2 separate regions of the Homo sapiens genome follow, and region 1 is linked to region 2. Evidence: chromatin loops called from intact Hi-C (ENCODE). Cell type or tissue: upper lobe of right lung. All regions are shown on one strand. Each heading gives the region's core, and the rest is flanking DNA. Links, peaks and the distances in the headings are about the cores only. Region 1 overlaps INPP5K (inositol polyphosphate-5-phosphatase K). Region 2 overlaps YWHAE (tyrosine 3-monooxygenase/tryptophan 5-monooxygenase activation protein epsilon).

Region 1 (11,918 bases), core at 1,872-9,871, 140 kb after region 2:
CACAATCCTAACTCACTGCAGCTTCAAATGCCTGGGCTTCAAGCAACCCCCCACCTCCGCCTCCTGACCAGCTGGGACCACAGGCATGTGCCAGGGCACCCGGCTATTTTAGAACCTTTAAGGCATCTTCACTGCCTCCAGAATAAAGTTAAAGTCCCCAAGTAGGGCTTTCAAGGGGCTCAGGAGTCTGACCACCCCATCCTTCATCTCACACCACTTCCCCAGACCCACTCCACCTTGGTGACTCTCTCAAGCCTCTGGACCTTTGCTTTTGCAGTATTTGCTGCCTGGAACACCTTTCTTCACCAGGGAGAGGCCTTTGCCGAAACCATCCCAGACATTAGCTTTTTGCTTCCAAAGTTTTTTTTTTTTTTTGAGACGGAGTCTCGCTCTGTTGCCCAGGCTGGAGTGCACTGGCGCAATCTCGGCTCACTGCAAGCTCCGCCTCCCAGGTTCATGCAATTCTCCTGCCTCAGCCTCCAGAATAGCTGGGATTACAGGCGCCTGCCACCATGCCTGGCTAACTTTTTTGTATTTTTAGTAGAGACGGGGTTTCACCGCATTAGCCAGGATGGTCTTGATCTCCTGACCTCGTGATCTGCTCGCCTTGGCCTCCCAAAGTGCTGGATTACAGGCGTGAGCCACCGCGCCCGGCCACTGAAACATTTTATACCAGTATTATACGATTACACTACATTGCAATTTTCTGTTTCCCACTCAGCATGTCACTTAGGTGTAAGCCCTGAAGGCAAGGACTTAGCTGTTGGAGTGTCCTGTGTATCCTCAGCATTAGCACAGATCCTGGCACACAGGTACTCAATAACCAGGTACACTTACTAAAAACCCAAGCTGAAGCTCGTCCCTCAAAAATGTCCGTCTAATCTTAATGTTTACAGCTCCATATACTCGCAGTTGGAAACACTATTTTTGTCTCCTTCTTTATTCAACTGCTTTTTTTTTTTTTTTTTTTTAAGACGGAGTCTCGCTATCGCCCAGGCTGGAGTGCAGTGGCGCAATCTCAGCTCACTGCAACCTCTGCCTCCCGGGTTCAAGCGATTCTCCTGCCTCAGCCTCCCAAGTAGCTGGGATTATAGGCGTTGAGCCACCATGCCCAGCTAATTTTTGTATTTTTAGTAGAGACTGGGTTTCACCATGCTGGCCAGGCTGGTCTTGAACTCCTGACCTTGTGATCCGCCCGCCTCGGCCTCCCAAAGTGCTGGGATTATAGGCGTGAGCCACCGTGCCTGGCCTATTCAACTGCTATTTTAAATAAATGTTCCCAATGTACTGGTGTCCCTTCAACAGTAAAAGAGTAAGTATTCTAGCAACTGAGGAGAATGGCGTTACAGTGGTGAGCTCAGACTTTTGAATCAGAGACCAGTTGGGGGAAGGGTCCGTCCTGTTAATTGAGAGCTGTATGCCCCTGGGCAAGTGACTTCATTTCTCTAAGCCTCAGTTTCTTCAGCTGTTAAGACGGGGTGATAACAGTACTTACTTCAAAGAGCAGTAATGAAATTAAAGGGCGTCAAGGGGGTGGTCACGAAGCGGTAACTTTGACTAACCCTGGTCTGCCTGTTGGCTCCTTGGGTCATTTCCAATCTTTCACTCTTCTAAGGAGTGTTCAGAGGGCACTGGAATGTGGTATTCCCATCCCAGAGACCACAGACACTGCGTCCCTGAATCTGCCTTGGACAGCAGGTGCCTAGCAATGCTTACAACTTGGTAATGGGGCTGGGCACGGTGGCTCACGCCTGTAATCCCAGCACTGTGGGAGGCTGAGGCGGGCGGATCACAAGGTCAGGAGTTCAAGACCAGCCTGGCCAACATGGTGAAACCCCGTCTCTACTAAAAACACACACACACACACACACACACAAATTTGCCAGGCGTGGTGGCATGTGCCTGTAACCCCAGCTACTCAGGAGGCTGAGGCAGGAGAATCGCTTGAACCTGGGAAGCGGAGGTTTCAGTGAGCCAAGATTGCATTGTTGCATTCCAGCCTGGGCAACAGAGCAAGACTCCATCTCAAAAAAAAAAAAGAAAAAAACAAACAAACATAGGGCCAGGCACGGTGGCTCACGCCTGTAATCCCAGCACTTTGGGAGGCCAAGGCGGGCAGATCATGAGGTCAGGACATGGAGACCATCCTGGCTAACATGGTGAAACCCCGTCTCTACTAAAAATACAAAAAATTAGCCAGGCGTGGTGACGGGCGCCTGTAGTCCCAGCTACTCAGGAGGCTGAGGCAAGAGAATGGCGTGAACCCGGGAGACAGAGCTTGTAGTGAGTGGAGATCGCGCCACTGCACTCCAGCCTGGGCGACAGAGCGAGACTCCGTCTCAAACAAACAAACAAACAAACTTGGTAATGAACCACACAAATGCACGTTCTCTCTTTCAAAGCATTCTCCCTCCCTAACTTCCCTGTGATGGTTTGGAGCCCATATATGCTGTCATGTAAGGGTCTTCCCCAAGCCCTGACCACAGCCTGTCTCTCCTTCCTCCTCAGGACTCTCAGCCCACCCCCACCCCCCTTTTTTCCTTTTCCTTGCCACGGCCAGGCTGATCACTGGGCATACCAAGATTTACTTAGCCCTTCTTATGTGCCCCGCAACTGGGGATATGAGAAATAGGATGGACAAAGTCCTTGAGGAGCCTGTTTAGCAAAATCCAAGAAACAAGCAAAGTGAGCGTGTACAAATTAACCAAGTTCTCTCCACTCCACCTTGTTTTTCTTTAGAGACAGGGTCTTGCTGTCATGCAGGCTGGAGTGCAGTGGTGTCCTCCTAGCTCACTGCAGCCTCCTTGAACTCCGAGGCTCAAATGATCCTCCTGCCTCAGCCTCCTGAGGAGCTGGGACTTCAGGGGTACACACCATGCCCAGCTGTTTTTTTTTTCTTTTTAAGACAGGGTCTCACTGTTGCCCAGGCTGGAGTGCAGTGGTGTGATCACAGCCCACTACAGCCTCAACCTCCTGGACTCAAGCAAGGCTCCCACCCCAGTCTCCTGAGTAGCTGGGACTACGGGTATGTGCCACCATGCCAACTTTTGTATTTTTTTGTAGAGATGGGGTTTCACCATGTTGCCCAGGCTGAACCTGAGCTCCTGGGTTCAAGTGATCATCCTGTCTCTGCCTCCCAAATTGCTGGGTTTAGAGGTGTGACCCATCACGCCTGGCCTTTTTTTTTTTTTTTTGAGACGAAGTCTCGCTCTGTCACTCAGGCTGGAGTGCAGTGGCGTGATCTCGGCTCACTGCAACCTCCGCCTCCTGGGTTCACGCCATTCTCCTGCCTCAGCCTCCCGAGTAGCTGGGACTACAGGTGCCCGCCACCATGCCCGGCTAATTTTTTTTTATTTTTAGTAGAGACGGGGTTTCACCGTGTTCACCAGGATGGTCTCGATCTCCTGACCTCGTGATCCACCCGCCTGGCCTCCCAAAGTGCTGGGATTTCAGGCGTGAGCCACCGCACCCGGCCACACCAGGCCTTTTAAAAAAATTTTGCAGGGGGAGGGTTCTCACTCTGATGGTGAAACCTCATCTCTACTAAAAATACAAAAAATTAGCCAGGCATGGTGGCGGGTGCCTGTAATCCTAGCTATTCAGGAGGCTGAGGCAGGCGAGAATCACTTGAGCCCAGGAGGCGGACGTTGCAGTGAGCCAAGATCATGCCATTGCACTCCAGCCTGGGTGACAAGAAGAAAACTCTGTCTCGAAAAAAATAAAACACTTTGTCTGGGCTCACAGTGGCAACTATAACAAAACTCCAGTGTAACCCCGGACTTTAGCAGGATTCCCGCCCTGCCCTCAGCCCTTTTGCCCTCCCTATAAGGGAGCTGGCCTCGTTTCTCATTACATCTTGGCTCAGGGACACCGTAGTGGCTGGCCCAGCACACTAACGCTCACAGTCACTTCATCAAACCGGCCCCCTCCAGGTTCCTCTCGTCAGTGTGCTGACTGATTGGAAAGCCCGCCTTTCTGCTTTCTGCGAAACTCTGTGCCTCCTTCAAGATACTGTCCTTGACAGGAAGTCTGACAGGCCTCTCCTAGCTTTAGCTGTTCACCTCCTTAACATTTGCTCCAACCTTCTGCACGGAGTTCTGGAAACCTTCTATTGACTAACTCCCAGGCTTGGTAACATATGCCAGGTACTGTGCTACTCCCAGGGATGGTCCTAAATCAGATCGTCTCTGCTCTCTGGGCAATCACAGTACAGTAAGAAAGGTACGCTGTGTCTCAAAAGCAACACTGAAAGCATGGCATGCGCAAGGCTGGGGGTGGCACAAGGCAGGAGAGGAACTCTCAGTGAGATGAGGAGGGGCCGGGAAGGCGTCCTAGGAGAAGTGATGTCTCAACTGGGTTTCCAAGGATAAAATAACAGTGTCATTAGACAGGAATATCTGTTCCCCAGGTGGGCTCAGGCCCTGCTCACTGCAAAACTCCCAGCTGCCCCTGGATCCTGGCCCCAGCCAGGAGTATTTCAGTTACCATGTCCCCTGTTCCCGCCCAGACAGTCTTGCATTTCCTGGGCTCCAGCCAAAGGGAAGCAGTACCGAAGGCTCATGAGTCTACAGACACAGATATGAGTTCCAATCCTCGTGCGATGAAGAAGCCTGTTACTCCTTACTTATATATTCTTTGAGACTCAGTTGCTTTCCTTGTAAACAGGCAATAATAACACTGTTTACCTAACGAGGACATGGTAGGAACTGATACAGGCAAAGCCTTGGCGCACACCTGCACGCCAATCACAATGAGCTGTTATTTGGAAATAGGTGCGTGCCTCCTCCTTAGCGGGAGTCTGCCTTCCTCACCGTGCCATCCTTTTTCCTCTTGCTGGCAAGGATGACCATGAATCCTGAGGTACGATGGGCTTGAGGAAAGTACTGTGGGCTACAGACTCAGAGATCAGTCTCAGCCCCAGCTCTGCCACTCACTGGCTGAGCTACCTGGGGAAGCCCTTGAACTTCTCCAAAGCTCTCTACCCTTTCTGACCCTGCCAACTCCAGCCCAGATCCAGCTTTTGCAACAAACTTCAGTCTCCTGGAGGTCTCTCTGCCATAGGGCTGGGAGAAGGGGACGCCTGGCCGTAGGGCCTGCCAGCAGCTCTCTTCCTGCTGGTAAGTTTTTAAAGAGGATTTTTTTTTTTGGAGACAGGGTTGCCCAGCTGGAGTGCAGTGAGTCAATCTCAGCTCACTGCAGCCTTTAACTCCTGGGCTCAAGTGATCCTCCTGCCTCAGCTTTCCTGAGTAGCTGGGACTACAGGCACATGCCACTACACCCAGCTAATTTTTAAATTTTCGTAGAGACGGGGTCTAACTATGTTGCCCAGGCAGGTCTTGAACTCCTGGCTTCAAGCACCCCCTCCCCACCCAAGGCCCTACCCTGTCCTTACAGCTCCCACCAGGACTCTTGTTTCCAATGGATGGCTGCAGAGACTGGCAGTCTCCCTGCAGCTGTTGATCTGGGCCGGCCATCCTGCTGCAGCCTGGCCTCTTACCTCCTTTCCTGCCTGCTCTGTTGCCCAGGGCGGGTCCCTTCCCCAGCGTCCACTGCCTCCTCTTCTGTGGACGGCCCTGCTCACGACCCTACCCTGTCTTGCTCCACACTGCTGAATCGGCTCACTCTTTCCCCCTTTCCTTGACAAGGATATTTTGGCTTTGCTGTAACACTTCCAGAACCAAGCTTGAGTTCTACCTCTTGTCTTGGTCTGGCTGTGGAGATATTTCTTCCCTGGCTAAATCCCAAAGCCCTGGGCTGCCCTGCCGGTACCTCCCGCCTCCCTCACAGAGACACTCCAGCTAGGAGGAATGAACAAGCTGCTCCCGCTGGAACAAAGACCCTCATGACATGTAAGGGGCTCTTCTTTTCTTCAAAGAGATTAGGTTCCTTGCCCCAAAATGAGTCAGGGACATGTTGCCAGTGGTTCTTTCTCAGGTTTTGGTGGTTATTTGGCCCCTTCTCAGCTTCTTAGAAAGGTTTTTAGTAAATCTATCACGGGAAGACATGAATCTATTTATTTTATTATTATTTTTTTGAGACGGAGTCTCGCTCTGTCACCCAGGCTGGAGTGCAGCGGTGAGATCTCGGCTCACGGCAACCTCTGCCTCTTGGGTTCAAGCAATTCTCCTGCCTCAGCTTCCTGAGTAGCTGGGATTACAGGTGCGCGCTACCATGCCCAGCTAATTTTTGAATTTTTAGTAGAGATGGGGTTTTACCATGTTGGTCAGGCTGGTCTCAAACTCCTGACCTTCAGTGATCCACCTGCCTCGGCCCTCCCAAAGTGCTGGGATTACAGGTGTGAGCCACCGCGCCCAGCCGGCATGAATCGAAAAGTCACAATAGCCGTTCTCTCCCATGGTTACTGGGTGACGGCCTCCTTCAGTCCTCAGCCTCATGAGGTGTGTGCTCTTCTCATCCACACCTTATAGCTGACAAAATCAAGGCCTAAACGCTTTGGCTAAAATAAGACAGAGCCGTGCTTCTAACTACCAGACTCATGATCTCTACACTGATCCTGATGAAACTCTCTACCTACTACTTCACCTTCTCACACAAGACCTGACCCATTCACAGGCTGGGGCAGGCGTCCTTAATACCAGTAACTGGCTGGGCCAAGCTTTCTGCCCCGTTTGGGGACCAGAAGGTCTGGGGTTTCCCGAAGCTGAAGTGCAGTCCCTCCTAGGTCAGGAGGCAGCTGCTCCACCCTCTCCTCTGGTTCTATCTGTAACACCCCCACCCCCTACACACCTCTCCTGCCCTTGCTGGCACTGGCTTTCCTCCCACTCTCTCGAGATCTGGGACGGCTCCCCGAGTCAGCGCCTCATGAAGTGGACAGGAGGTGCCACTCTGGAGAGGGGATGACTAGACCAATTCCTGCCCCCCCTAACACTTCTATTCTGAGACAGTTCCCATGCCAGCAGGGTCAGTGTAACCTGACTTCCTAGACCTTCTGGCCCCCCACTCCCTCCTCACCTGGTGTCATAGTCGTTGGAGTTCCTATCAAACTTGTAGGTGGGCGGGAAGAGTAGGCGGCCCTCCTGGAACTCCCGGAGCAGCGGGTCATGTTTCTTGGCAATGCTGAGCTGCAGACAAAGTCATAGTCCCCGTCTCCCAGTAGTCTCGACCCAGTGGCCCAGTACCACACTCCATTCAAGGGATCAGCACATGCCGTCACAAATGGGGCAAGAGTCAAGCAATGCCACTCCAATTCCTCACTGCCCCAGTGACTACTCAGCAGCCCACTCCCACCAGAAAGCAGGCGAATCCTTTCGGAAACATTACCAAGGCCCAGGGGAGGCAGCTGTCTGCCGTTTCCCAGTCCTTAGACTGCAGGGACCCAACTTGGAATTCCATCTCTAGGGGAGATCACTAGCAGACATGTGTCAGAGGGGAACCTGGGGAAGCCAGGGTTCTCCAAAGGGGCACCTCACCCTCCAAGAGGGAAACGAGGCTGGGGATGGGAAAGACGACAGGGACACGATGGGCTGACGCATGATGGTACCTGGTGCAAAGCCCTTCTGGTTCCCTATTCTTCTTCTTTTTTTTTTTTTGAGATGGAGTTTTGCTTTTGTTGCCCAGGCTGGAGTGCAATGGCGCTATCTCTGCTCACTGCAACCTCTGCCTCCCGGGTTCAAGCGATTCCCCTACCTCAGCCTCCCGAGTAGCTGGGATTACAGGCACGTGCCACCACGCCCGGCGAATTTTTTTTTGTATTTTTAGTAGAGATGAGGTTTCTCCAAGTTGGTCAGGCTGGTCTCAAACCCCCGACCTCAGGTGATCCACCCACCTCGGCCTCCCAGAGTGCTGGAATTACAGGCATAAGCCACCGTGCCCGGCCCCTATTCTTCTTTTTTAAATAATTCATTTCATGCTTTGTATCTGACTCTCTATTCTAAAGCACATCCAGGGTCTGTTACCCTGGCTTTTCCATGTGAAGATCAGGCGTGGCTGCCTCACCCCTGGATGCGAAGCCCTGCTAGACAGCCTCCCCCACCAGACCTGGGCAAAAGAAAACAGCAGCGAGGGCATCTAGCAACACTCTGCACAGCTCACATGGCCCCCACCGTGGGCTCAGATCACCCCCTGGGACCCTCCCCTCACTGGATACCTGGTCCTTCTCCCACAGGCCACCGTAGCACCGATTTTTAATGGATTCCCGAACAAAGTGCAACCCAAAGTCCTCGATCCGAAAGTTCATGTCTCCAAACCAGATAATGAGGCTTCAGAAAAAAAGGAGGGCAGCCTGAGGATTTGTGATGAAGTCGGGGAAGGGAGATCACCAGGTGGCTCAGCCTGCTCAACCCAAGGGCTGCTGGGGCACAGAAAACCTGAGGGGCAAGTGAGACGCCAGGGCACGCGTGGGTCCTCTGGAACTGTTCTCATGGCTCCTAAACCACCATTCAAACCGGAGAGACCTACCAAAGAGCCTGCTCTGGCAAACACAGAGCAGGCTGTGGCCCTTCCTTCCTCTCCTTAACTGGTCACGAGGAAAGGCTGAGAAGCCCTCCTGGTGACCTCAGGAGCCACAAGGTCCTTGACCTGTTCCCAAGTGTTCAGGGTTTCTAAGCAAGACAGACGGGCTGGAGGAAGGGGACCCCAGGCAGGCAAAGCAAGGGGAGACAGCAGATGGGCACCAGGGAAGGGTCAGGGAGAGGGTGGGAGCCAGAACACTGACGACACTGGCTGGGGGATCCGTGATGGAGCAGAGGATGCTGGCTTGGGTTAGCGTGGGGCAGAGGGCGGGGAACAGTCTGCAGACCCAGGCTCACTCGTGGCGGTCAGCTGGGGCAGAGGGCGGGGAACAGTCTGCAGACCCAGGCTCACTCGTGGGGGTCAGCGTGGGGCAGAGGGCGGGGAACGGTCTGCAGACCCAGGCTCACTCGTGGCGGTCAGCGTGGGGCAGAGGGCGGGGAACGGTCTGCAGACCCAGGCTCACTCGTGGGGGTCAGCGTGGGGCAGAGGGCGGGGAACAGTCTGCAGACCCAGGCTCACTCGTGGCGGTCAGCGTGGGGCAGAGGGCGGGGAACAGTCTGCAGACCCAGGCTCACTCGTGGGGGTCAGCGTGGGGCAGAGGGCGGGGAGCGGTCTGCAGACCCAGGCTCACTCGTGGGGGTTAGTGGGGGTTAGCGTGGGGCAGAGGGCGGGGAACGGTCTGCCAGACCCAGGCTCACTCGTGGTCCAGGATGTTTGGGATGTCTCGCCCCTCACAATTCTGCATCTCCAGGATCCGGTCAAAGTGCTCCAGCCGCTGGTAATTGTTGGAAATGTGGGGAGGCAGGTGGCAGTTGATGATGCTGACATAGTAGCCATAAAGCTTCAGGCAGATGTTGACTCCACCTTTGTTCCCCTGGTAGAACAGGTCAACAGAAGAGTGGGAAGCTACTCGGGTTGGACACACCCCTCTTTCCACATCCTGGACCTGAGGGCAGACAGTCTCACTTCCTGCAGGGTCTCCTAGGGACAGTAACTAAGCTTCCCAGGGTGATCTCTCCATGCACAGAGCCCAGCTCGCCTCGCCTGGCCTCAGGGATAGCAAGCCCACTCTGAGGCAAAAGAACAAACATGCATTGGGCTGGACAGAGGACCAAGATTCCTTTCACTTCCTTTTTCTTTTGCCCAGCTCCACAGTTCCCAGCCCTTCCCAGCTCACGACTCAGACAATAGCTCAGTCCTTACCCAGTACCCAAACAGGCCAGTGGGGGTGGATTTAGTAGACAGAATCTGGATATAGGGCAAATGCTGATACTTGGCAAAGACCAGTAAGAGGATCCCCTGCATACGGACATGGGAGACCTGCAGGAGAGAGAGGGCAAAGGTCGCTCATTAAACCACACAGGCCAAGTGCATCCCTTCCAAGCTCCGTGCTAGGGACTCTAGAGAGCCCTCAGCTACATGCAGTGTCCTGCTCCAGGGTCTACGATATCCCAGTTTGAATCTCAGAGTTTCAAGCCTTTCCATTCTTCTTCTCAGCTGCCAAATGATACATTCTGGGGGCTGAGGTTTTCGATTCTGCGCCTAGGCGTGCGGGTGGCGGGAAGAGAAGATAAGCTAAGGATACTGGCTTTGAAGTTAGATCTGGGTTCAAACCCTGGCTCTGATTCTTAGTATTTGACATTGAGGCAGTTTCTCAGTGTATTTTCTCATTGATAAAGTAGGAATCCATCTCATAGATGCTGTGGGGATTATCTGAAAGCTATTATTTTTTGGTTTCAGCATTCTTTTTTTTTTGAGACGGAGTCTCGCTCTGTCGCCCAGGCTGGAGTGCAATGGCGTGGTCTCGGCTCACTGCAACCTCCACCTCCTGGGTTCAGGTGATTCTCCTGTCTCAGCTTCCCAAGTAGCTGGGATTACAGGCGCCCACCACCAGGTCTTGTATTTTTAGTAGAGATGGGGTTTCACCGTGTTGGCCAGGCTGGTCTTGAACTCTCGACCTCAGGTGATCTGCCTGCCTTGGCCTCTCAAAGTGCTGGGATTGTAGGCGTGAGCCACCGCGCCCGGCCAAGCATTCTTAAAAGGAAGGAACATAAGAGGTTTCCAGGATACTGGGAAATGCTCTTCTTTATCCCCTTCCCTTCCTCCCTCTCTCCTTGGAAATGTTCTTTATCCACCAGCTGCCCCCATTCCTCCCTTTTTACTTAGAGACAGGATTTCGCTCTGTCTACCAGGCTGGAGTGCAGTGGTGCAATCACGGCTCGCTGCAGCCTTGACATCCTGGGCTCAGGCAATCCTCCCACCTCAGCCTCCTGAGTAGCTAGGACCACAGGTGTGCACCAACATGCCCGGCTATTTTTGTTTGTTTTGTAGAGACAGGGTCTTGCCATATTGCCCAGGGTGGTCTTGAACTCCTGGGTTCAAGCAATCTCCCTGCCTCTATAATCCCAAAGTGCTGGGATTACAGGCATGAGCCACTGTACTCGGCCTGCTCTTTATCTAGATGTGGCTGATGGTAACATGGGTATATGCAAAAACCCATCAAAGTGTACACTGAATTTCTGCATGCTTTTCTGTGTACATTATAGCTCAGTGAAAAAAAAATAAGAAAATGCTCCCCCCAAACCCCATAACTATATACTGCGTGCAGCTGGGTGTCCATGAAGGCAACGCCCATGGAATGCCAGTGGGTAAGGACACATGTGCACAGGCTAGGGAGAATAGCTAACATCTGCTCAAGTGCCTCCTCTCTCATTTACTCCTGCCAAGCCTGTAAGGAATCACCGTCCCTGTTTTGTAGTTGAGGAACTAAGATTTAGGGAGGCTAAGGAACCAGTAGGGCTACCTGTATTGTAAAACAACATCAAAGGGCTAGGACTGCCAAGATCCCTACTATCTGCAGCTGCAAAAGGTGGGGTGGGAATGGGCCGCAGCCAGTAGCTCTCCCTCTCAGGTTCAGGCTGTCTACCACCGGCACCCGAGGAGCCGTTTCCGGAGAATGAAGTGTGGAGGCCAAGGAGGAAATCCCCGGGTGGGGAGCGTGTACTGGGGCCTTCCAGGAATTATGAAACTTGATCCTGCAGGCCACGAGCCCTGGCATAGCGGAGTCGAAGCAGGGGGAACCTCAAACCCAGCACTGGGTAAGGGAGGCATCAGAACTTCAGGTGGGCCAGAGGTTGCTACAGGTGTGTCCTCAAGCCTACTTCCTCCCCAGTCTTCTCTCTCCTACACCCAAGCACACGTGCCAACAGGGATGGAGGACGGGCTGGACCATGAGGGGCTGACTCCCAGGGTCAGGATTGAAGCAAGGGGACTGATAAAGACTCAGGAAAAGTTTCAGGCTTAATCCCCACCCACAAAGCAGCTTTAGGCCACTGGGTTCCACCACAAAGACACTGGCTCGCTTTGTGAAGGAGCAGCAGGGAAGTGGGGGCGGGGAGGGTGGGGTCGGGGCAGGACAGAGTTAGACTGGGAGAAAGGGTGGGGCT
Region 2 (11,918 bases), core at 1,400-9,399:
GGAGGCTGAGACAGGAGAATCACTTGAACCCAGGAGGTGAAGGCTGCAGTGATCTGAGATGGCGCCACTGCACTCTAGCCTGGGAGACAGAGTGAGACATGGTCTCAAATTTAAAAAAAGACTGAAAACTAATATAACAAAAATTAAAATAATTCTAATTCCTCTCATTTCCTTCCTCTACTCATTTTAACATGTTAGATTTCAATCTACCAGCAACAAAAATATCCCACATCAAAATAATTATGCTGACTGCTATGCTAGTGGGTTGAGACAGGTCTGTTTTAATACTATCCAAAGTAGTTTCAGTAAGAGCCAAAAGAATTACTATGCAGCCAAGTCTACAAAGACAGGCCCAAGAAACAACACGGAAAACCCAAACAGCGCCCCCCTTAACTTTCACGCTGAGCGCTGCTGTTCTTCCCCACAACTTACCTGCAGGCACGGTCAGGGGAATTAAGAATTTCGTAGTAGAATACGGAAAAATTGAGAGCAAGACCTAAGCGAATAGGATGCGTTGGTGGAAGTTCTGTCATTGCAATATCACTAGCAGCTTTATAAGCCACTAGGCTGTTCTCCGCAGCCTCCTTCCTGTCGTTTCCTGTGGCAAATTCTGCCAGATACCTGTGGTAGTCCCCTTTCCTAAAACAAAACCAAAATTAAAAAAAAAAAAAAAATTTAAACTAGGAACGATTTTTAAAGGAAAATAAGCTAAAATTGTTCTATATTATATAAAATGTGACAAAAATATATGTAACAATTAGGTGTACTTCAATAATTTTAAACACTCTCAGGAATAACTGGCTTCGTTTCATTTTTTTCCTTAGACATTTCATATTACTAAATATAAGCAAAAATCCCAGGAAATTAACTGAGGAGCCTCTAAAAATTAATAAAATTATCACCTGATAGACCAGAATTAAACAAGCAAGTGGTTCCAAGGAATGGCATGACAGTTTATTAATCATAAAATAAAATGTCTATATATAACACTAAGCACTGTGAAATGTATGCCGTTTGGGGGAGGGGAATGGGATAGGTCTCACAAAAACAAAAGAATATAAATAAGCAAAAGCTAATACATTTTCATAATAGCCCAACCACCTTTTCATTACAATATTAACTATCCTTCTAACATTGAACAATTATTCTTAAATAAAAGTTGAAAACCTACATAGAACAAAGTTATGGTTCTAAAAGGACCAACTTTCAATCTTACATTTTCCCTTCTAGTATAGAACCTACATTTTATAATAGAAAACCTTGGACTCGCCAGTGTTAGCTGCTGGAATGAGGTGTTTGTCCAGTACATCCAGAATGTCACAACAGATTAACTTTAGCTCAGTCTCAACCTAAAAAAAAAAAAATTTTTTTTAAATCAGATTAAGTCTAGAAATTCTACAAATTATTACATATTCTATCTCTGGTTTTGAGGTAGAGAGCTTAGTATTAAAAAGAATTTGTATCCCTCTCCAAACTCCCTTCTTCCTTCTTGACACAAAAGCAGAGAAAAGCTGCCTCTAGGTTATAAAAAGTATCTTTTCCCTTCTGCATGCTGCCTATTGTTACACACACACATGCAGGCACGCACACACGCCAGCCCCCACACCCCCTTCACAGTACCACAGTACAGCTACAGAATTACCAATGACTAAAACTGAACACTGATGCTTCTTGGTAAATGCTGGTCAATTACATGAATTACCTTCTTTCACAAGGTAGCAACGTAAAGACATTGCTCTAAGATCAACAATTAAATAAGAATTTAATAAGCAGAGCTAGGATTTGAACCCAGGCAGGCTGCAAGGGACAGAATCAAAATTTAAACCCAGGCAGTTTGCCTTCAGCACTCACATCCTTAACAACATTCACCAGGCAATTCCTTTAGTGGCAGAGATCCGTAACTATTAAAACACCGAAAACCTATCTACCAAAGTAGCTACTGCCACCCATCTCTATCCACTGATCATGCTGAACACGCACACCACCTCTCAACGCACATCCTCAGCTTGCTTCCTGTTTGCTATTAACTCATGCAGCACTACTGCTGAACCTTTCATGAGGGTCCTCTCCGTGCCCCTGGAACCTCCGTTTCACTGCAGAAAATTCTCTCTTTTTCTTCTATAATCACATCCTTATCCCAAGCAAAACTACTTTCTGAATAAACGACATCCCTGACAGCTTTTCCAATAGAGACTGGTCTAGGAGAAGGAAGACTTCTAAGTTCTCCTAGCTCCTTGCATACTCAATGACTGCTCTATTACTCCAAACTCTTCCTCCTCACAAGCTGATGATCTACATTCTATTTCTCAGTTTTTGTCATCAATAGATCTCTACACCCTTCTCCCAGATTCACTGAGTATCTACAGCAAACCCACCCAATACCTGAGATCACACCAAGGTATGGTGCAGCCATGTTCCATTCAACAGAGTTCTTTGCTCTCTACTCCTAGACTTTCACTTGTCCACACCCATGACCATGCTGCTCCATACTAGAAGTCTGAATTGCAACACTCCACTCTTGGCCCGTGGCTTCCTTTTTCAGTTCCTCTTCTCTTATTATTTCTATTTAGGGACTCATCAGGACATCTGGACTCTTTATTTTTTACTTTTTCTTTCTTTGATTCAGAGTTTCCCTCTTGTTGCCAAGGCTGGATGGAGTGCAGTGGCTCGACGTTGGCTCATTGCAACCTCCACCTCCTGGGTTCAAGCGATTCTCCTGTCTCAGCCTCCCGAGTAGCTGGGATTACAGGTGCCCGCCACCATGCCTGGCTAATTTTTGTATTTTTAGTGGAGACGGGGTTTCACCATGTCGGTCAGGCTGCTCTCGAACTCCTCACCTCAGGTACCTGCCCGCCTTGGCCTCCCAAAGTGCTGGGATTACAGGCATGAGCCACCACGGAAGGCCCCAGCTCACAACTTTCTATGTGACCTCAGGTATGTCAAACACCCAAAACCCTGGTTTGTGCATTCATAGTTGGGATAATACCTCCCCCTTCCAGTGCCATTTTAAAGATTTCATGTACTACCTTGCACAAATACATGTAACAAAAATATTTCTCTACTCAGGACAGTGCCCAGTACAGCTGGCGAGTCAGTAACTGTGGTTCCCCCACCCTTCCCTCCCCCAACCAACCTCACTTTCCACCTGCCCTGTAATTCTCTTCCCTGTTCTTTCCTGTATTTACGTGCCTGTCTCTTCTACTAGAATCGGTTACTCAACAGCAGCACTCCCGACAGTTTGTTGTGGGGCCCGTGCTGTGCCCAGTAGAATGGTTAGCAGCACCCCAGTCCCCACCCCACTAGATGCTAGGAACACCCTCCAGAAGTTGTGACAATCAAAAGTATTTCTAGACATTGTTAAACGTTCTCTGAAGTACAAAAGCACCTCTAATTGAAAACTGCTGCATTACAGTGATGGCTGTCCAACTTTTTTTTAACAAGACCTACAATAAGAAACATTTTATATATGTATATACACCCACAGTAAGTAAAATAACTTCATTAAATAATCCTCAGGGAAAAAAAAAGAGGAATCAGACAAATTAACCCAATATATTGGTTTTTGGGTGCTTTTTTTTTTTTTTAGATGGAGTCTCGCGCTCTGTCACCCAGGCTGGAGTGCAGCAGTGCGATCTCGGCTCACCGCAAGCTCCGCCTCCCGGATTCACACCATTCTCCTGCCTCAGCCTCCCGAGTAGCTGGGACCACAGGCTCCCGCCACCACGCCCAGCTAATGTTTTGTATTTTTAGTAGAGACGGGGTTTCACCATGTTAGCCAGGATGGTCTCGATCTCCTGACCTCGTGATCCGCCCACCTCAGCCTCCCAAAGTGCTGGGATTACAGGCCTGAGCCACCGCGCCTGGCCAACCCACCATATTTTTTTAAAAAACAGTCATCATTTTGCTTGAAAATACAATAGTTCCCCCTTATCCAAGAGGGATCCATTGAGACCTGCCAGTGGATGTGATGAAACCATGGAAAATACCAAACCTGATACAGACTATGTTTTGTCCTCATGCATAGCCACGGGTAAGTTTAACTTATAAACCAGGCACAAAGATCAATATCAGAAACATTATAACATACTGTAATACAAGTTATATGAATGTAGTCTCCTTTTCTCTCAAAATCTTAAGTGTACCGTCCTACAGGTAACTCAAACTGTGGATAAGGGGGGATGATGGCACAACAATCTCACCATTTGCCGATATTCCCGAATCATTTTTAGCTTGTCTTCTCCTCCCTTGTTTTCTTCTTTCTGTTCAATGCTGCTGATTATTCTCCAGGAGGCTCTTCTAGCTCCAATCACATTCTTATATGCAACAGATAGGAGGTTTCTTTCTTCAACTGTCAGCTCCACATCCATCCCTGCTACTTTCTTCATTGACTCCACCATTTCTGTATGGGAAAAGGAAAAGTCAGACCTTACAAATTTGAAGTTTTCTTAACATATTCCTTTCAAAGTAGTTTTTTTCTGTCAAGCTACTGCGAAAAAAACATTTTAACAAAAATAATTTCATAATCATCAAAACTAATATGAGTAAAAAGCCAAAAACATGTAAAGGAAACCAAACTAAGAGCCAATACAAAGACTCCAGAAGGTAGTTAGGTGGAGTGAGAAAGACTTCATATACTATCTAATATAATTTAGTGTGGTCTGAAAGCACCTCTCATTAAATAAGGTAATTAGGCACACCTAACTATTTTCCAGCAAAAAAAAATGAGCTGTCAGTTTAAGAGAAAGATTAAGAATTTACAGGTTCTAAAATGTATTGTCTCACAAATAAATAGTATTTCCAAAAATACAAAAGGAAGGGGAATTTGTTCATACAGCAAAAATATACGGAGTATATGGTTGGCCACCAACAGACTTTGGATGTTTTCTATCCTTCCTCGTATGAAGCTCCTTCATTGGTAAAACTTCTGATGATTCCTACTTGTTACCACTAGGTGGCGAGCAAAGAAAGGGGCCCAGAAAAGCCTTGGCATCTACCGCAAGCATAGGGAAACACAACGGCGTGTGAATGCAAAGCGCCACAAACAGCACAAGAAATAGTAACTGAATAAATACATTAATAAAAACTTATTTTTGATGCCATATTACCATGTGGCTCTCCAACATTACCCACGTTTCAATCTTTGGTGATGAGACTCAAGAATCTGCATTTTAGGGCCAGGAGTAAGTGGCTCATACCCCTAGCACTTTGAGAGCTGAGGCAGGAGAATCACTCGAGCTCAGGAGTTCGAGACCCTGTCTCTAAAAAATAAAAACAGAGGCTGGGCACAGTGGCTCATGCCTGTAAATCCCAGCACTTTGGCAGGCCGAGGTGGCACATCACCAGGTCAAGAGATAAAGACTATCCTGGCCAACATGGTGAAACACTGTCTCTACTAAAAATACAAAAATTAGCTGGGCGTGGTGATGCACGCCTGTAGTCCCAGGTACTCTAGAGACTGAGACAGGAGAATCGCTTGAACCCAGAAGGTGGAGATTGCAGTGAGCCAAGATCATGCCGCTGCACTCCAGCCCAGCAACAGAGACTCCACCTCAAAAAAAAAAAAATAGAATAAATAAAATAAAAATAAAAATAAAAATAGGCTGGATGTAGTGGCTCATGCATATAATCCCAGAACTGTGGGAGGCCAAGGTGGGCAGATCATTTGAGGTCACGAATTCAAGGCCAGCCTGGCCAACGTGGTGAAACGGTCTCTACTAAAAATACAAAAATTAGCTGCGTTTGGTGGTGCGCGCCTGTAATTACAGCTACTTGGGAAGCTGAGGCAGCAGAATTGCTTGAACCCAGGAGGCAGAGATTGCAACTGAGATCGCCCCACTGTATGCCACCTGGGGCAACAGAGCAGACTCCATCTCAAAAAAAACCAAAAGAAAGAATCTGCATTTAAATAAGCATCCTTAGCTTTCATTAACACCCTAAGCATAAGCATACCTTAACTAATAGGTATGAAAGAGATGGTGACTTCATAAAACACTACTAAATTGGACGGGCACGGTGGATCACACCTGTAATCTCAGCACTTTGGGAGGCCAAGGTGGGTGGATCGCCTGAGGTCAGGAGTTCGAGACCAGCCTGGCCAACATGGTGAAACCCGTCTCTACTAAAAATACAAAAATTAGCTGGGCATGGTGGTGCACGCTTGTAATCCCAGCTACCAGGAAGGCTGAGGCAGGAGAACTGCTTGAACCTGGGAGGCAGAGGTTGCAGTGAGCTGAGATTGCACCACTGCATTCCAGCCTGGGTGACAGAGTGAGACTCCGTTTCAAAAAAAAACACAAAACAAAAACCAAAACACTATTAAATTAAGGGGAGTGTGCCTAATGTATCCAGGAAAATATGTTTCAAAAATTAATCCTTTCGGGAATATAAAAAAAATTAAGCCATATTTTGTAAAGTCTCTTCGAAAAATATTCGGCAATGTTTTAATAAACATGTACCATATGACTCAGCAATCCCAATTCTATGCATCATCCAGAAGAAAAATAATCTTTACAAAGACTTTTACACACTCACTCACAGCAACTCTATTCATAATAGCCAAAAAGTGGAAACCCCTCAAATGTGCATCCAGAGGGGAAATGTATAAGCACACTGATGTTCACATATGTAAGATGGGATACCACTCAAAAATAAAGAATTAACTGTCCATGCACAGTGGCTCACATCTGTAATCCCAGCATTTGGGGAGGCCAAGACAGGAGGATTACTTGAGCCCAGTAGTTTGAGACCAACCTGGGCAACATGGTGAGACTCTGCCTCTACAAAAATTAGCTGGGTGTGGTGGTGTGTGCCTGCGGTCTCAACTACTCAGGAGATTAAGGCAAGAGAACTGCTTGACCCCAGGAATTCAGGCCTGCAGTGAGCTATTAGGTTGGTACAAAAGTAATTGCGCATTTTGCCAGCAAAAACCACAATTACTTTGTATAATCCTAACGCTGTACTCCAGCTTGGATGACAAAGCGAGAGACTCTGTGTCCAGAAAGAGAAGAGGAGACGGGAGGGGAGAAAAATAATTAACTGATACAAGCAACAATATGGAAGAATCTGAAAAACATCATATTAAGTGAAAAGAGTCAGATTAAAAGGATTTTATCATTCCATTTATATCAAATTGCAAAAAACACAAACTAAAAAGACAGAAAGCAAATGGTTATCAAGGTACAGAGGTGAACTGAGGGGCTTTTGTGCAAAGGACAGGTCACAGAATTGTACATGTAAAAGTGGCACGTTTAACTGTACACCTCAAGCTGATTTTTTAAATGCAATTCTGAACCATTAAAGAAGGATGACATGTTGGGTGCTGTGGCTCACACCTGTCATCTTAGCACTTTGGGAGGCTGAGGCAGGTGGATCACCTGAGGTCAGGAGTTCAAGACCAGCCTGGCCAACATGGTGACACCCCGTCTCTACTAAAAATATAAAAATTAGGCCAGGCACGGTGACTCACGCCTGTAATCCCAACACTTTGGGAGGCCGAGGCAGGCAGATCACCTGAGGTCGGGAGATCGAGACCAGCCTGACCAGCATGGAGAAACTAAAAATACAAAAAAATTTGCCAGACGTGGTGGCACATGCCTGTAATCCCAGCTACTCGAGGCTGAGGCGAGAGAATTGCTTGAACTCGGGAGGCGGAGGTTGCACTGAGTGGAGATCGCGCCACTGTACTCCAGTCTGGGCAACAAGAGCGAAACTCCATCTCAAAAAAAGGAAAAAAAAAGAAAAAGAAAAATACAAAAATTAGCCAGGCATGGTGGCAGGCATCTATAGTGCCAGCTACTCGGGAGGCTGAGGCAGGGGAATCGCTTGAACCCCGGAGACAGGGGTTGCACTGAGCTGAGATCGCGCCATTGCACTCCAGCCTAGGCGACAGAGTGAGACTCTGTCTCAAAAAAAAAAAAAAAAAAGTATTACAATATGGTAATAAGACCACTCATTAATTCATTTGTAGGAGTCTGAAAGCATTCATCTAAAACATGCCCAATTTTGTTTTCTAAACCAGTCACGAAACAGTCTAAATTTAGAAGCAGTGGAATAGGTAATCGTACCTCCATACTAGTTTAATTCTCAAAAATCAGCAAGTCAAACATAACTCAGAGGTAAGCCTGTAATTAAACTTTCTAAACTGATCGCAAAGTAAATCTTAAGTAACCCAGCTACACAAAAACAGTGCCATTAATTCTTTTAAGGCTTTACAATATTACATACAGAAAAACTATGCAGACATCAAATACTACCAAAAATTTAAGTTACATATCTCGAATATCATTCCTTATGATTTAATTTTGTTCAAATTTCTGTGCTTTACAAATTTTCAACAACGAAGACTTAGTATTTTTATAATGCAAAGAGAAATATATTTGTAACACTCAGTGATACTCTACTGTTCCAGATTCAAGCATAAATGCTTTCATTTTTACATATACACAAAACAATGCACAGACTGTGTGGTAAAATTATAGAAGCAACAATTATCCCTTTAATAATACCTTTATTTATATATAATTCCCCTACCTAACAATTCACCCATTTAAAGTGTACTATTCGGCCGGGAGCAGGGGCTCACCCCTGTAAACCTTGGGAGGCCGAGGTGGGTGGATCATGAGGTCAGGAGATCAAGAACAGCCTGGCCAACATAGTAAAACCCCGTCTCTACTAAAAATACAAAAATTAGCTGGGCATGGTGGCAGGCGCCTGTAGTCCCAGCTAACCAGGAGGCTGAAGCAAGAGATTTGCTTGAACCCGGGAGGCGGAGGTTGCAGTGACCCGAGATGGCTCCACTGCACTACAGCCTGGGTAACAGAGAGAGACTCCGTCTCCAAAAAATAAATAAACTGTACCATTCAATGGTTTTTAGTATATTCACAGAATTCTGCAATCATCATAATTTTAGATTTTCATCACTTCAAAAAGAAAAGCCCCAAACCCATTAACCATCAATTCCCATGTACCCGAACCCCAGCCCGGTCAACCACCAATCTATTTTCCGCCTCTACACACTTGTCTCTTATGCACATTTCAGGTGCGGGCATACCTTGGAAGATACTGCGGGTTCAGTTCCAGAGCACTGCAAAAAAAAATATTGCAATAAAGCAAGTCACATGAATTTTTGTGTTTCCCAGTGCATAGAAAAGTTATGTTTAAACTACACTGTAATCTATTAAGTGTACAACAGCATTATGTCTAAACTGTACATAATTTAAAAACACCTTATTGCTAATAAATGCTAATGCTCATCTGAGCCTTCAGCAAGTGATAATATTTTGCTGTTGGAAGGTTTTTGCCTTGATGTTGATGGCTACTGACTGCTTAGGGTGATGGCTGCTGAAGGCTGGAGTGGCCGTGGCAAGACAATGAAGTCTGCCATGTTGATGGGCTTTTCCTTTCCTGCATGATTTCTCTGTAGCATCTGACGCTGTTGGACAGCATTTACCCACAGAAAAACTTTTTTTTTTTTTTTTTTTTTTTTTTGAGACGGAGTCTCGCTCTGTCACCAGGCTGGAGTGCCTGGGCGTGATCTCGGCTCACTGCAAGCTCCGCCTCCCAGGTTCACGCCATTCTCCTGCCTCAGCCTCCCGAGTAGCTGGGACCACAGGCGCCCGTCACCATGCCCAGTGAATTTTTTTGTGTGTATTTTTAGTAGAGGCGGGGTTTCACCATGTTAGCCAGGACGGTCTCGATCTCCTGACCTTGTGATCCGCCCGCCTTGGCCTCCCAAAGTGCTGGGATTACAGGCGTGAGCCACCGCGACTGGCCAGAACAACTTTTTGTTTTTTGTTTTTGAGACAGTGTCTTGCTCTGTAGCCCAGGCAGTGGCACAATCTCGGCTCACTGCAGCCTCTGCCTCCAGGGTTCAAGCAATTCTCCTGCCTCAGCCTCCCAAGTAGCTGAGACTACAAGTGGGCGCCACCACGCCCGGCTAACTTTTCTATTTTTAGTAGAGACGGGGTTTCAGCATGTTGGTGAGGCTGGTCTTAAACTCCTGACCTCAGGTGATCTGCCTACCTGCTGTGTTAACAGGCATAAAAACAACATTGCAGGCTGGGAGCGGTGGCTCACGCCTAGTAATCCCAGCACTTTGGGAGGCCGAGGTGGGCAGATCACGAGGTCAGGAGATGGAGACCATCCTGGCTAACAAGGTGAAAACCTCGTCTCTACTAAAAGTGCAAAAAAAAATCAGCCGGGCATGGTGGCGGGCGCCTGTAGTCCCAGCTACTCAGGAGGCTGAGGCAGGAGAATGGTGTGAACCCGGGAGGCGGAGCTGCAGTGAGCTGAGATAGTGCCACTGCACTCCAGCCTGGGCGACACAGCGAGACTCCTTCTCAAAAAATAAAAAATCAAAAAACATTGCTCTCCTTACACAACTACATCAGAGCTCCAGGGTGACCAAGTACTGTGTGTGAGTGTGTGGTAGTGTGTGTGTGTTTTGAAACAGAGTCACACTCTGTCACCCAAGATGATACAGTGGCACCATCTCAGTTCACTACAGCCTCAACCTCCCCAGCTCAAGCGATCCTCCAACCTCAGCCTCCTGAGTAGCTGGGACTACAGGTGTACGCCATTACGCCCAGCTAATTTTTATTATTTTTTTGTAAAGACAGGGTTTTGCCATGTTCCTCAGGCTGGTCTTGAACTCTTGTGCTCATGTGACCCACCCATCTCGGCCTCCCAAAGTGCTGAAATTACAAATGTGCACCACTGCACCCAACCTCGGTGCATTTTCAATGTGCAGTAATACATTGAAGGGAATTTTTTTTTTTTCTGAGTACCAAGCTTCAACAGTGGGCTTAAGATATTCAGAAAACCATGCTGTAAACATAAGTGCTGTCTTACAGGCTTTGCTGTTCCATTTATAAACCAGGCAGAGTAAATTTAGCATGATTCTTAAAGAGGCCTCAAATTTTTCAAACAGTCAATGAGCACTGGTTTCAATTTAAATTCACCAGCTGCATTAGTCCCTAAGAAGCTGCATCAGCCTGTCCTATGGAGCTAGACACACTGACTTCTCTCTAGTTAAGTGAAGTCCTAGACAGCATTTTCTTCTAACACAAGGCTGTTTTGTCTACGCTGAAAATCTAAGTGGTGTGGTCACCATCAATAATGTTAGCTAAATCTGGATAATTTGCTGCAGCATCTACATCAGCACATGCTACTTGACCCTGTACTTTTTTTTTTTTTTTTTGAGACAGAATTTCACTTTGTCGCTCAGGCTGGAGTGCTGTCACAACGTCTCAGCTCACTGCAACCTCCGTCTCCTGGGCTGAAGCGATTCTCCTGCCTCAACTTCCCGAGTAGCTGGGATTACAGGCGTCTGCCACCACGCCCAGCTAATTTTTTGTATTTTTAGTACAGGCAGGGTTTCACCATGTTGGCCAGGCTGGTCTCAAACTCCTGACCTCGTGATCCGTCCGCCTCGGCCCCCCAAAGCGCTGGGATTACAGGCGTGAGCCACCGCGCTCAGCCGACCTTGTACTTTTTAAGTAATGGAGATGGCATCTTTCCTTAAACCTTACTAACCAACCTCTGCTAGGTTCCAGCTTTCTATCTGTAGCTTTCTCACCTCTCTCAGCTTTCTTAAATTTGAAGAGAGTTAGAGGGTTGGTCTGAATTAGGCTTTGGCTTAAGGGAATAGTATGGCAGGTTTGATCTTCTATTCAGACCACCAAAACTTTCTGTCAGCAAGAAGGCTGTTTTGCTTTCTCATCATTGCTGTGTTCACTGGACTAGCACTTTTTAATCTCCTTGAAGAACTTTTCCTTTGCATTCACAACTGTGGTGCAAGAGGCCCAGCTTTCAGACCGTGTCTCGGCTTTTAAGGTAGCCTTCCTGACTCAGCTTCATCATTTCTACCTTTTTATTTAAAGTGAGAGACTGGGACTCTTCCTTTCTCTTAAACACTTAGA

The links. A loop is a pair of places that touch in the nucleus more often than their neighbours do. Peaks named below come from ENCODE experiments on the same cell type or tissue, not always from the same donor. Only the 100,000 strongest peaks of a DNase experiment are listed, where the experiment ranks them.
Region 1: a loop joins it to region 2, with 2.8 times the contacts of the local background. A loop is called at or near these places in 101 of 110 quality-filtered maps.

What each region holds. Positions count from the first base shown.
Region 1 is chr17:1,500,008-1,511,925 of GRCh38, forward strand. It overlaps INPP5K (inositol polyphosphate-5-phosphatase K), which reads right to left. Exons shown (of 12, transcript NM_016532.4): 4 at 9,676-9,792; 5 at 9,171-9,346; 6 at 8,108-8,219; 7 at 6,973-7,082. Among named protein-coding and RNA genes, the nearest start is that of INPP5K, 11 kb to the right of the region's middle. In upper lobe of right lung, for the core only: no CTCF peak of the experiment used is centred there; no DNase peak of the experiment used is centred there.
Region 2 is chr17:1,360,660-1,372,577 of GRCh38, forward strand. YWHAE (tyrosine 3-monooxygenase/tryptophan 5-monooxygenase activation protein epsilon) reads right to left here. Exons shown (of 6, transcript NM_006761.5): 2 at 4,200-4,399; 3 at 1,243-1,349; 4 at 433-639. Among named protein-coding and RNA genes, the nearest start is that of YWHAE, 34 kb to the right of the region's middle. In upper lobe of right lung, for the core only: a CTCF peak has its summit at 4,945 (motif pointing right); no DNase peak of the experiment used is centred there; H3K27ac peaks cover 2,420 bases.